Regions from separate parts of the Homo sapiens genome. Here region 1 is linked to region 2. The links are chromatin contacts, found by Hi-C in ENCODE. All regions are on one chromosome and are shown on one strand. The core of a region is the stretch at or near the end of the contact, and the rest is flanking DNA. Distances in the headings are between cores, read along the strand shown. Region 1 holds the start of TASP1 (taspase 1). Region 2 holds the start of SPTLC3 (serine palmitoyltransferase long chain base subunit 3).

Evidence for each region. Hi-C counts contacts between places; a loop is a spot of excess contacts on that map. Pooled maps may share reads with other maps.
Region 1: a loop to region 2 is called in a pooled map, with 9 times the contacts of the local background. The contact joins the promoter of TASP1 here to the promoter of SPTLC3 in region 2. A Hi-C loop is called at or near these places in 7 of 50 pooled maps.

Annotation. Positions count from the first base shown.
Region 1 is chr20:13,635,302-13,641,157 of GRCh38, reverse strand. It overlaps TASP1 (taspase 1), which reads left to right and starts at 2,226. Exons shown (of 14, transcript NM_017714.3): 1 at 2,226-2,264. RefSeq lists a silencer at 2,326-2,475 and enhancers at 2,666-2,755, 2,369-2,869.
Region 2 is chr20:13,004,308-13,010,811 of GRCh38, reverse strand. It overlaps SPTLC3 (serine palmitoyltransferase long chain base subunit 3), which reads right to left and starts at 1,840. Exons shown (of 12, transcript NM_018327.4): 1 at 1,428-1,840. The coding sequence starts at 1,544.

The DNA of each region.
Region 1 (5,856 bases), core at 977-3,476, 630 kb before region 2:
GGAGGCCGAGATGGGTGGATCACCTAAGGTCAGGAGCTCGAGACCAGCCTGGCCAGCATGACAAAACCCCATCTTTACTAAAAAGACAAAAATTAGCCGGGCGTGGTCACGGGCACCTGTAATCCCAGCCACTGGGGAGGCTGAGGCAGGAGAATCACTTGAACCGGGGAGGCAGAGGTTGCAGTGAGCTGAGATCGCACCACTGCATTCTAGCCTGGGCAACAGAGTGAGACTCTGCCTCAATAATAATAATAAAAAAAAGGGTCCGAAGAATTTTGTTACTTTTACTTGAGCAGTATTCACCTACCAGAGGATGGCCTGTGTGGCATCTGGGTGTGATACCCAAGACAAAAGTATACAGAGCAGCACTGGGAGATGATTATTACAATGTAGTTAAATTCCAGGAAGAATGTTGCCTAAGAAATGGAAGGGAGCATGTCTATGTCTTTTTAAAACTTTAACATCTTTCTTTTATTCCTGCTGGTTCCAGTTAATATTGCTGTGTAAAAATCCACTTTAAAGGTGCAAAAGAACAACTATTTTATTATGCTGATGGATTCTGCGGGTGAGGAATTCAGAAAGGTCACAATGGGGATGGTTTATGTCTGCTTCCTAATGCCTGGGCCAAACTTTCTGGCACTATATAACAAGGGCCCCATTTTCTCCAGCTTCCAATAACATCTTCCTTAGCTCCCTTTAAGCCCTCATTGGCAGCTTCCTCAAGTCCTTTTAGACTCTTGTTAATACTTTGGATCCCTTCCTGCTCTTGCTGCTTCACCTAGTTCCAAAGCCAGTGCCACACGTTTTACTTTTATGATGTTATTATGTTATGTTTTGTTATAATATCCATCCTACTTCTAGGTAACAAAATCGGTTTCAGTTACTATTGCTATGTAATAAACTGTTATTCTTACTATGTAATAAACTTCTTCCCCTTGCCCCTCCCTAAGAAGTCAGTGGTAGAAGAGAAAGAAAAAAAGCCCCAAGTTACATAATAAAACCACATAGGTTATATTTATAATAATGGTATCAGTGGTTCTCGAACTTTTTGGTTTCAGCATACCTTTATACTCCCCAAAATAGTAGAGAACACTCCAAAGCTTTTGTTTCTGTGGGTTACATCTATTAATATTTACTATATTAAAAATTGAATACAAAGCTGAAATGTGGCTGGGTGCGGTGGCTCACGCCAGTAATCCCAGAACTTTGGGAGGCCAAGGCAGTAGGATCACCTGAGGTCAGGAGTTCGAGACCAGCATGGCAAACATGGTGAAAACCCGTCTCTACTAAAAATACAAAAAATTAGTCGGGTGTGTATCGAGCGCCTGTAATCCCAGCTACTCAGGAGTCTGAGGCAGGAGAATCGCTTGAGCCCGGGAGGCAGAGGTTGCAGTGAGCCGAGATCGTGCCATTGCACTCCAGCCTGGTTGACAGAGTGAAACTCCATCTCCAAAAAAAAAAGAAAAAAACCAACAAAAAACTGAAATGTTAAAAAGTTATTTAAAATAACAATAATAAACCATTATGTGTTAATATAATTAAGACATTTTAATGAAGAATAAATATTTTCCAAAAACAAAAAAATGTGGTAAGAAAAGTGTTATCTTTTGCATTAGTGTAAATTCCTCTATAGCTGGCTTAAAGAAGCCAGTTAGATTCTCATTTCTGCCTTTACATTCAGTTCGACGTGATGTTTTGGTGGAAGTATAAGGAAAATCCATCAGTCATGGGTCATCAAAACCCATGACTGGGTTTCGGTCTTACATCCTAGCCGATAAAAGACCGCCTACACTCCTTCCCCCTGGGCAAGGCTCGTGCCCCAACTCCTACAAGCAATGCAGGCTGAACCTTAGTTTTCCCTACCGTCTAACAGTGCTCTAAGGATTGAAAGAAAGTAACTCTTAAGCGACACCTAGATAAAATGATGGTCAGTTTAATTTCATTTCTCATCACAGTATTAGTCAATCAACCACTCAGATATAATCACATCCTGCGGGCTTATTCAGGGGCGGGGTGGGTAGAGATAAGCAATAGCGCATGCGCAGCTCAGAACGAAGCCCCAGGTGGAGTTAGCGCTGCACCTCTGAGGCCAGGTGAGCCGCTCCGAAGCGGAGGGCGGAGTCAGAGCCGCTTGTGGGAGGCTGCTTCCGACCACGTGGTACCCCGAATGACCAATGGGGAGACTTGATGTCAGCCCCGCTTCCTCACCCTGGCAACGGGCGGGTGACTACTTCCGGTGCAGTGAAGGCTCGGGGCTGAAGCGGGTGAGTGTCCCTCTTTCCCACGCTGTCCGCGCCGCTGCCGCCTCCGCGCTGCTGCCTCTGTGTGTGGGCCCCGTACGCTAGCTGGGACGTCCTCTCCGGGTCCGAGAGGGGGCGGCGCGCAGGACACCCCTTGCCCCGGGCGGGGCTAGAGGAGGGGGCCAGGATGTCCCTAGTTCCCTAGTCTTGGTCGCTCTAGGCGGCCCCGTCGTCCCCCTTCCCAGCCTCATCTCCGGCTTGGCGTCCTCGTGGCCACCGGGGAAGTACTGTCTGTATGTGGGGAGTTCTCGCAGTTCTTCACCCACTTTGCAGTCTCAGGCTGGAGATGTCTCAGAGTCCGAGGTTCGCAGACAGCCGAGAATGTGCGCCTTGTCCTGGGTGGCGGGTTGGGGGTAAGGCAGCCCCTTACTTAGTAATAGAGGCCTGATGAGAGTCCTGCGGGTCGTTAGCACTTACTACTCAGGGGGAGGAGGAGGAGGAAGAAGAGGAGGAGGAAAGGACCGAGAAGATGGAGCAGCTGGAGAGGAGGGGGGGAAAGCAGGAGCTAGAGATGTCCTGGAAATCGAGGGTATCGTGTTTCCGGAAGGAGAGAGTTCAACTTTCCTGGCTTCTGTAGGGGAGGGGAAGGAAAGGTGTGTTAGGGGCCATTAGATTGCTGAATTATTATTATTCTTTATTAGCGAAGGAATTTTTACTTATATTCTTAGGAGTTTAATAATTTATCTTTTTTGTTGTAAATAAAACTTTTCCCCACCACTTACAAAAAGCAGTGCTTACTAAGGAACATCTGGAAAATGCAGAAATAGTTATGAAGAGATCACCTATAGTTCTGCCAACCCAGCATTTTGATCTTTTTTCTAATATTTTATTCATATTAACCTATTTGTGATCATAATGTATGCGTGTAAAATACGGTTATAACTAAGAGGCATAGTTACATACATTGTGTTCATTGCACGGATAGATTGTCTTTTTTCCTCTTGAGAAAGTCTTATTAAGGTATTCATGCACCATAAAATTTATTCTTTAAAATTGTAAATTTCAGTGCTTTTTCTCATATCGCAAAGTTGTGCACCCATCACCACTATCTACTTTCAGAACATTTTCATCACCCCCAAAAGAAATCCTATACTCATGACAGTCACTCCCCATTAGATTCTCTGCTTTCTCTCCCAGGCCTTGTAACCACTAATCTACTTTCTGTATCTATGGATTTTCCTATACTGGCATTTCATATAAATGGAATCATAGAATATATGGCCTCACTTGTCTGGTGTCTTTCAGTTAGTATGTTTTCAAGGTTCATCAATGTCTGTGTATCAGTATTTCATTCTGTTTTATGGATGGGTAATGTTCCATTGTGTGAATATGCCACATTTTGCTTAACCATCATCGGTCGATGGACATTTAGGTTGTTTCTACTTTTTGGCTATTTTGAATAATTCTGCTATAAACATCTGTGTACAAGTTTTTGTATGGACATACGTTTTCAGTTCTCTTGAGTATATACCTAGAAGTGGAATTGGTGGGCATATGGTAACTCTATGTTTAACTTTTTGAGTGAGTGCCAAATGTTTTCCAAACTGGTTGCACCATTTTACATTCCCACCAGCAGGTTATAAGGGTTCTGATTTTTTCATATCCTTGGGAGCACTTATCTTTCTTTTTGGTTATAGCAGTCTTAGTGCTTATAAAGTGGTAGCTCATTGTAGTGTTGATTTGCATTTCCCTGATGGCTAATAATGTTGAGCATCTTTTAATGTGCTTATTGACCCTTTGTATATCTTTGGAGAAATGTCCATTTAATTCCTTTGCCCATTTTTAAATTGAATTGTCTTATATTAAAGTTGTATGAGTTCTTTCTATATTCTAAATGTAAGTCCCTTTCCAGATACATGATTTGCAATATTTTCTTGCGTTTTCTCCCATTTTATGGGTTGTCCTTTTACTTTCTTGAATGGTGTCCTTTATCTACTTAGAATTTTTTTTTCAAAGACTTGTCAAGTGCAATAGGGAGGATATTTAGAGTTAATTTTTCTGTATGATGTGAGGTAGGAGTTCAGTTTCATTCTATTGCATGTGGCTATCCAGTTCTAGCATCATTTGATGAAAGGACTGTCCTTTCCTCCATTGAATGGTAGAAACCATTTCAACACTCTTGTTGAAAATCAGTTGATCATAAAAGTGTAGGTTATTGTTTTCTTAACCGTTTTTCTGTATTGGACATTTAGGTTGCTCCCAGATTTTTGTTATTCTAAATTATCCTGTGTTAAACATGGTATAAAAGGCATAAAACCTTTTCTCTATTTAGTTATTTTGGTAGAAAGTTTTCTCAGAAGTGGAATTACTGGTTAGAAGATGAATTTAAGTATGTCCTGGAGTTCATTTAATGAGGCATTAAACCTTCAATATCACGATGTTAAAAGCAACAACACAAGGCTGGGTGTGGTGGCTCACGCCTGTAATCCCAGCACTTTGGGAGGCCCAGGCAGGCGGATCATTTGAGGTCAGGAGTTCAAGACCAGCCTGACCAACATAGTGAAACCCCGTCTCTACTAAAAATACAAAAAAAAAAAAAAAAAAATTAGCCCGGCATGGTGGCCTGCGCCTGTAATTCCAGCTACTCAGGAGGCTGAGACACAAGAATCGCTTGAACCTGGGAGGCAGAGATTGCAGTGAGTTCAGATCATGCCACTGCACTCCAGCCTGGGTGACAGAGTGAGACTCTGTCTCAAAAAAAAAAAAAAAAAAAAAAAGCAACAACACAATTATTTATTCATGAGTTGTAATAGCTTAAGGGCTGGATTTCTATCAAAGCCCTTTGCTGTAAGATGGATGAATTCCATGACTTACTTCCTTTTTCAACTGCTTCTTAAAGAATAAGCAAACCTACGGTGAAAAACTTTAACACCACAGCAACAGGACGTGGTAGTTTTCAAAGTGGTGTAAGAAAAAAAAACAGTGTCATCACATACAGTAGGAAAATAAAACCATCTTTTAGAGAGATGAGGCAAGATTTAGACCTTAAATTAGTGCCATGAAAGTCCCTGCAGAGCGTGTTTTGGTTAGGCCAAGAGTGAGGTGGACCTAGATTGAGCTATCCATAAAACTTGTGGCTATAGGTAAGACAGAAGATAAAGTTAGGAATCATCTGATTTGCTGAGAGGATAGTTTTGAAAGGTTGGCAGTAGATGAAGTTGCTGAAGGTTGGCCGGGAGTGGTGGCTTACACCTGTAATCTCAGCAGTCTGGGAGGCTGAGGTGGGTGGATCACCTGAGGTCAGGAGTTCGAGACCAGCTTGGCCAACATAGTGAATTCCTGTCTCTACTAAAAATACAAAAATTAGCCAGGCATGGGGGTGCGTGCCTTTAGTCCTGGCCACTCAGGAGGCTGAGGCAGGAGAATTGTTTGAACCCGGGAGGCAGAGGTTGCAGTGAGTTGAGGTTGCGCCACTGCACTCCAGCCTAGGCAACAGAGCGAGACTGTGTCTCAAAAAAAAAAAAAAAAAAGAAATTGCTGAAGGAAACATTTGCAGTTGGGGTCAGAGGTGAGTTATGAAGAACTAGGGTAGTAGATTTGTGTGTTGCCAAGGAAA
Region 2 (6,504 bases), core at 591-3,090:
TTAAGAAGGAATCTCTTCCCAGATGAGATCCCTCAGGGTCAGAATAATCACAAGGGTAAGTAGATGAATAGCTTGTGAGTTACAGGCATTCCAGAGGCAAGGATCGTCTTGAGTAGTGGCCTGAATTGATATTTAGTGATGCATAAGTGGTGGATATTACTGCAATTTCCTTCATACAACTGACAGGAGTTGAGCACCTTCTCTTCACATTGCTCCAGGTTTCAGATCCTCAGGTGGGACAGGCCAGTTCTGAGGTTTCTGATAGACACCTCCCAGCGTTGGACAGTGCCTTTTGTTAAGAGGGGAATGCTTTTGGGGACCACAGCCTGTTTACACACAACTCAGGCTCTAGAGCTCCTTTAGCCTCTTCCAATTGCACACACGAATGTAATTCACTGAGAGGAGGACTGGCCCCAGCCAGACCCACCTGTCCTGTGATCTTAGAACAATCTGCCTTTCCTGTGGGTGGATACTTGCTCTCTGGATGATCAAATGATGGAAGATTGCATGGGGCTCCCTGTGCCACTTCTCTTTCCAAACAGGAGGCTACCTGTTTGACTACTTGGGCTTGCTCCTCAGGCAGATGAGCTCACTTCTGCTGCTCAGAGCAGAGTGACACGGGATGTCCTGTGGGGAGTGGGGAACTGCCTTACATAAGGACCTCACAGACCCAGGCTCTCTCTTAAAACAAGCTGACAACTTTCCTCGAGTTCCTCCTGCCTAGGACACTCTGCAAACATCCCGGTGCAATAAGAGTGAAAAAAAAAAAAAGTGTCAAGTTGGAAAATACAAGTTTGTTTTAAAGATGCTGTTCTGTTTTCTGAGAGCAGTGTGTCACAATCAGCCCTGCTTTCTGAAGTGTTTTGGAAAAGAATGTCTGTGACGTCACATTTCAAAGAAATACTGTGGCCTCAAATCAAGTAGTGAGCTAAAACAATGCTCCACTACACACCAATAATAACTCGCCTTTCAAACAGTGATGCATTTCTCATGGACCTGGGAAGAATGCCATCTCCACCACATAATGTCAGCAAAATGTACTTTCACTTCCTCTTTTTCTTCTGAAGCATGACGGTTGTAGCAGGTCTCTTGGACAAAAATATATGCAAAGAGTTGGAACTTTCTTAATTCTTCCCTCCCCGCAAAATGCTTGAGACAAAAGTCTAGTAGGTACATTTGTATTTTAGGGAGCCTGAAGCTGTGTGAGTCTGTGTGTATCCTCTTTTGCATACAGAAGACATTTTCTCCTTAATCCACACCTAAACTTTTTGGTAGCCAAGCACTTTCTATTAACAGAGTCAACAGTCAAAACATGTAAAAACCCTTCATAAGATGAACTCTAAGTTAGGACAGCCTCAAATATCTTCACAGAGAAATATTGAAACGTTCAGGTAATTCAGAGAAGAGTAGGGGAGAGTGCCTCTTACCTGGGCTTCCTTCACTATTCCATTCTTTGTGCAGTTTCTGCTTTGTGAGCCATTGCTCTGTTTCTTGTGATTGTGAAGTTTCCCGTTGCAAACAGCACCACCTCCAGGGTTAGCCATGGGTGTGAAGTGACAGAGCCCGGGACAGGTTTTCCTTCAGAGGTCTCTGCAGGCTTTAGTTTTCAGTCTGCGAGGGGATGGGATAAAGCTCTTTGGGGCTGAGCCCTTAAAGGAATCTTACCAATCAGGCTTTTCCAGAAGAAGAGCAACAGCCTATCTTTTTGTCAGATCGTTGAAACTAAAACAAATGGTTACCTTTATACTTCTCAACTCCCGTCAAAATGTGAACTCCATGGCAACAAACCTGCTTCCGAAACTGTAAAGGAGATTGTCCATGCTGGCTCCTTCTGGGGACTGAGGGAACCTGGGGACTGAACAACCCAGTGGCAAAGTGTGAGGAGGCGGGCTGGGAGGTGGAGAGTCTTTTAAAGACACACACACACAGCACACTCACAGAGTCTTCTAAGTAACTGAGTTCTGAGTTAACCTCTTTTTCCCACCCCCTCTCTCCTGCATGTAATTGTGGTTTTTGGTTGTAAACCAAGCTCAAAAGTTAATATTTCTTTTTGCTATAAAATAGCATTCAGAGGTGGTTGCCAGGGCCTGGAGGGATGAGGCAAAGGGAAGTTATTGTTTAATGGGTACAGAGTTTGAGCTGGAGCAGATGAAAAAGGTATAGTGATGGATCAGTGCACAACAATGTGAATGTACTTAAACTAAACTGTGCACTTAAAAATGATTAAAATGGTAAGTTTCATGTGATGTATACATTTCCATAATTTACAAATGATTTGAAAAGATTTTTAAAAACCCAGTATTCAAAACCAACCTATGTTAAAATCAGTACTATAATAAGGGGGTACCAATCCATCAAGAATTCCAGTAAGACAGATGTTGAGGAGACAGAATATTTGATGACTGCGTTATCTTTATCTCGTGACCTTGGGGGAGGTATTTACCCACTTTATGCCTCAGTTTTTCCATCTATAAAATATCTGCTGAGGTAGAACAAAAATCATGCTGTAGCTTGGGTTTGTTACTGACGCAGGTGTGAGGTGGTTGATGACTGCAGGGTCCCAGTCCTGAAACACATCTGGTTTACTCACTAACTCTTATTCTCTCAATGCATGAATCTTCAAGGCTTTGTTTCTTCCTACCATCATCAAATGGCATGGTGACATGATTTGCTGGAGAGTCATTACAACCTGTTGAGTCTTCCCAAGTCCACCCTTGTGGTTTTCCTGAGTCGAGACTTCTTTAGCATCAGACTCTAAGAAAAGAAACCAATTTATTGGGGCAGTAGACAAAAACAAACAATCAAACACACACACACAAACAAAAAGAAAGAAATGGCCCCTGTTTCCAGAGCCTCATGTCCTGTAACTCAGCTCCCTTGGACAGGGTTCAGTTCTACTCCAGATTAATGTAGCTTTTGGAGGTGGACATGCTAACGCTTCTCCTAACTATGACTTGCATATGAGGGTACCTGCCTTTACCATCCCAAGGAATGCTGGAGGAATAAGATAAGGCCTGAGGCCAAGGTGAAAGACGGAGTTAATACCAAGTGTGTTCAGCCCAGTTTGTGTCTCAAGTTCAAAAATTTTATCGCATTTCTCTCAACCTTTATCATCAAAGTAGAAGTAGATTTTCACTGGTCTCTCCCTTCCATGGCTGTTTCACTGAGATTTGGGGGCTAAACTCTTGTAGGTTTATTTTCTTCTAAGATTTAGGAAATGGAGAGATGAAGAGGTAGAGGGGAGCACTATTGTTGGCCCAACTGCCTCACGTTACTTAGAAAGACAAGTTGAAGAGAGGGCGTTATTTTCCCTGAGCTCTATTGCTCAGTGCAAAGCATTTTTTTAATAAAGATTTTGAAATAAAACTTTTTTAACATTAGATGTCTCTTTTCTTTCTTCTTTTCTTCTTCTCCATCTCTTTCCTCTTTTCACATTTGTCCTTTTCCCTTTCCTCCCCCACCCTCCTCTTCTTTTTCTTCTTCTTTTTCAAATTTTCTTTTTACAAGGGACAAAAGGTATATATAAAATAAATCTTAAAACACAGCTGAATTCTGCTTTCTCCGTTTCCTTCCCCTAATTGCAATTGCTAAGGTTAGGTAATCACACATAGATTTCTGAGAAATATCTACTACGTGCTCTCACTCTTGAAACTTTTCTATTTTACTTACCGTATTGGAATGTGTGCATTGTTGTGTGTACAAAATTATATTAACACACCAACCATTTGGCATCAGGCACTGCTGGTATGTATAGTCAGTGGTGACTCATTGCTTCATACCATCTCCAGTTAAAATAAGCGAAGAGTTCTGTTGAAGTCAGTGGTAGGTTTAGGTTTAAGGTTTGGAGCAATACTAAAACACAGACTAAATATTGAGCAAGATTTGGCATCTCTGAACAACTAAATACATTTTGGATCAACTAGTAACCTCAGAAAATGTTTGAATAAGTACTCTGTATTTGCTGAGTCCTTGGTTCTCACAAGGAATAAAACATACACAGTCTCCACCTTCACAGAACTAAGACTCAGCAGTACCCACATGCCTTCTACTTAGGATATCTTACTATTAAAGGTAGAAATAAATCTTCCCACTAGTACATTAAAGGCAAAGATGATAAAATTAGCAATGGCCTTGTGGTGTTCTCCAAAGTAATGGTTTTGCCCAGATGCCAGATTCTCAGCTCCTCTCTTAATGAAGCAGCCAAAAAGGGAGATAACAGAATGAGGATAGGCAAGAAAGGGAAGGACAGAGGCTTGGCAATGTGTTGTGAAAACGCTCTTGGAACAACTTGGGGATAGAGAGTTGGCAAAAATGGGAGGATATGAGCAGAATGAACTGTCAGAATTGTACAGTGTACAGAAATCTGTTCATTCTCAGTGACTCAAGTTTTACCCATGTAATGGAGAGTGATGCTCATGCAAAACTAAATTTTCAACAGGTTAAGTGACTTTTCCAAAGCCACAGAATAATATGTGGTAGAAGTGGGTCATGAACTCAAGAATGTCTGGGTCTAAGTGAGTGCCGTTTTCCTTACACCATGACACCTCTCCTTCAGCTGTTGACTTGAGAACCATCAACCACCAAGAAAAGAAATAACAGAATCTGTTATTATTTGGGAGATTTCATTGGATTGGCCAAATAATGAATAAAAATGCTTTATTTGCTTTTTGATGTTTAAAAATTTGCAATATATTAAATTTTTTTACAAATGACTAATGACATGTCAATATCTACTAATAAGTCTACGTGGAAGTACTTAAATTTCCCGAAGAGTTCAATCTGGAAAAATTCTCATCGTAGAGACCATTCATTTCCATAGATTTCCCCATGAATAGGTTGTAAACGTGATGACCTAAGAAGGCCAGCCGCATGTGAGTTAATATTAAATTTGAACTGACCAATAAGTCATGAAAATTATCTGAGAAAACCCAGAAAGTGATCATGTCAATTTATCTGATATCAGGTGGAAATTATAACTCTTAATCAAGATCAAGTTAATTTTAGTTTTCACACTTTTGGGTTTTGCACACTGTTGTGATTGGAAAATCCATGCATAGCACATATTTAACATCACATATCTTTGCCCTGAAATAGATCATACTGACACAGTCAGTCCCTCATTCATATCCTTTTGACTTAGCTTGGAGGTCCCTGATACACGGTGTCAGCTGTTTTCTGTGTTTCTATGCCCAAGCAGGTTCTCTGACCATGGGGTATTCTCTGCTTCTGCAGTGTGGGCCAGGTGTGCTGGGAAATTCACATCCTTGAGAGCAACTCTCAGCCAACAAGGGACAGAAGTTGGTGCATAAACACCCCATGTTATTTTCTTCTTTATGGGACAATTCTGAGGCATGTTCACAGCCTCTGGAGAGATCCCAATGGGACTGTGGCTCTGTTGCCCTCAGTAGTAACCCTCTTATAAAAACACCCATTATTAAGTTTTCCTCCCTTCCTGGTTTTACTTATCCATGCTTCCTGAAAATACCCCCCAATAAACTACTTGCACCTAAATCCTTGTCTCAGAGTCTGTTTGTGGGAACCCAAATTAGGGCAACCAAGTCCATATTAGCCCATCAGATCTTATTGATCAGAGATCAAATTGGATCTTTTGAATGATCAATATTAGACTGTTCTGAAGATTGAGAGAGATATCATGTAGAAAAACTTAATACATTCATTTGGGTAAAACCTCATAAATTCTAGAGACAGACAGAAAATGTGTACTCTTGTGTCTCCCATAGGGAAGATTTGTGGAATTTATATAAGAAGAGGGTGTCTACAATTTAGTTGGGGAAGAAAAGTCATTAACTTTGAGTTATAATATCATAAAAACACCACATATTTTGAATGAGAAACAGGCTCTAGAAAGTCTTTTAGAATGTGCTTTATCTGCAGAAAAATTAAAACTAGCTTATTCTTTAGTTAATGCTTTGATGCAAAGAACACTTTTATGTTTCTAGCTAGCATGGGATGATAAACGGAAATTAAATGCTTAGCATTCTTATTCATTTTCTATTGCTACTGTAAGAAATTATCACAGACTTAGTGGCTGAAACAACACAAATGTATCATATTAGAGTTCTGCAGATCAGGAGTCTGACGTGGGTCTCACTAGGCTAAAATCAAGGTGTCAGCAGTGCTGATTTCTCTTTGGAGGCTGTAGGGGAGAACCTCTTTCCTTGGCTTTTCCAGATACTAGAGGTGTCCACATTCCTTTATTAATGCCCCCTTCCCCCATCTTCAAAGTCAGCAATGCTGAATGCCTGTGACCTTTCTTCCATCATACATCTCTGTATATATATGGGACTACGGCCAGGAAATGTTCTCTGATTTTAAGAAATCATATGATAGATTGTGACCATCCTGAAATCCAGGATAATCTTGGAATAACTTCAATTACATCTATAAAGTCCCTTTTAAAAGTAATTAATTTAAGTTGACAAATAAAAATTGTATACATTAATGTTGTGCAGCATGATGGGTTTTGATACGTGTATACATTGT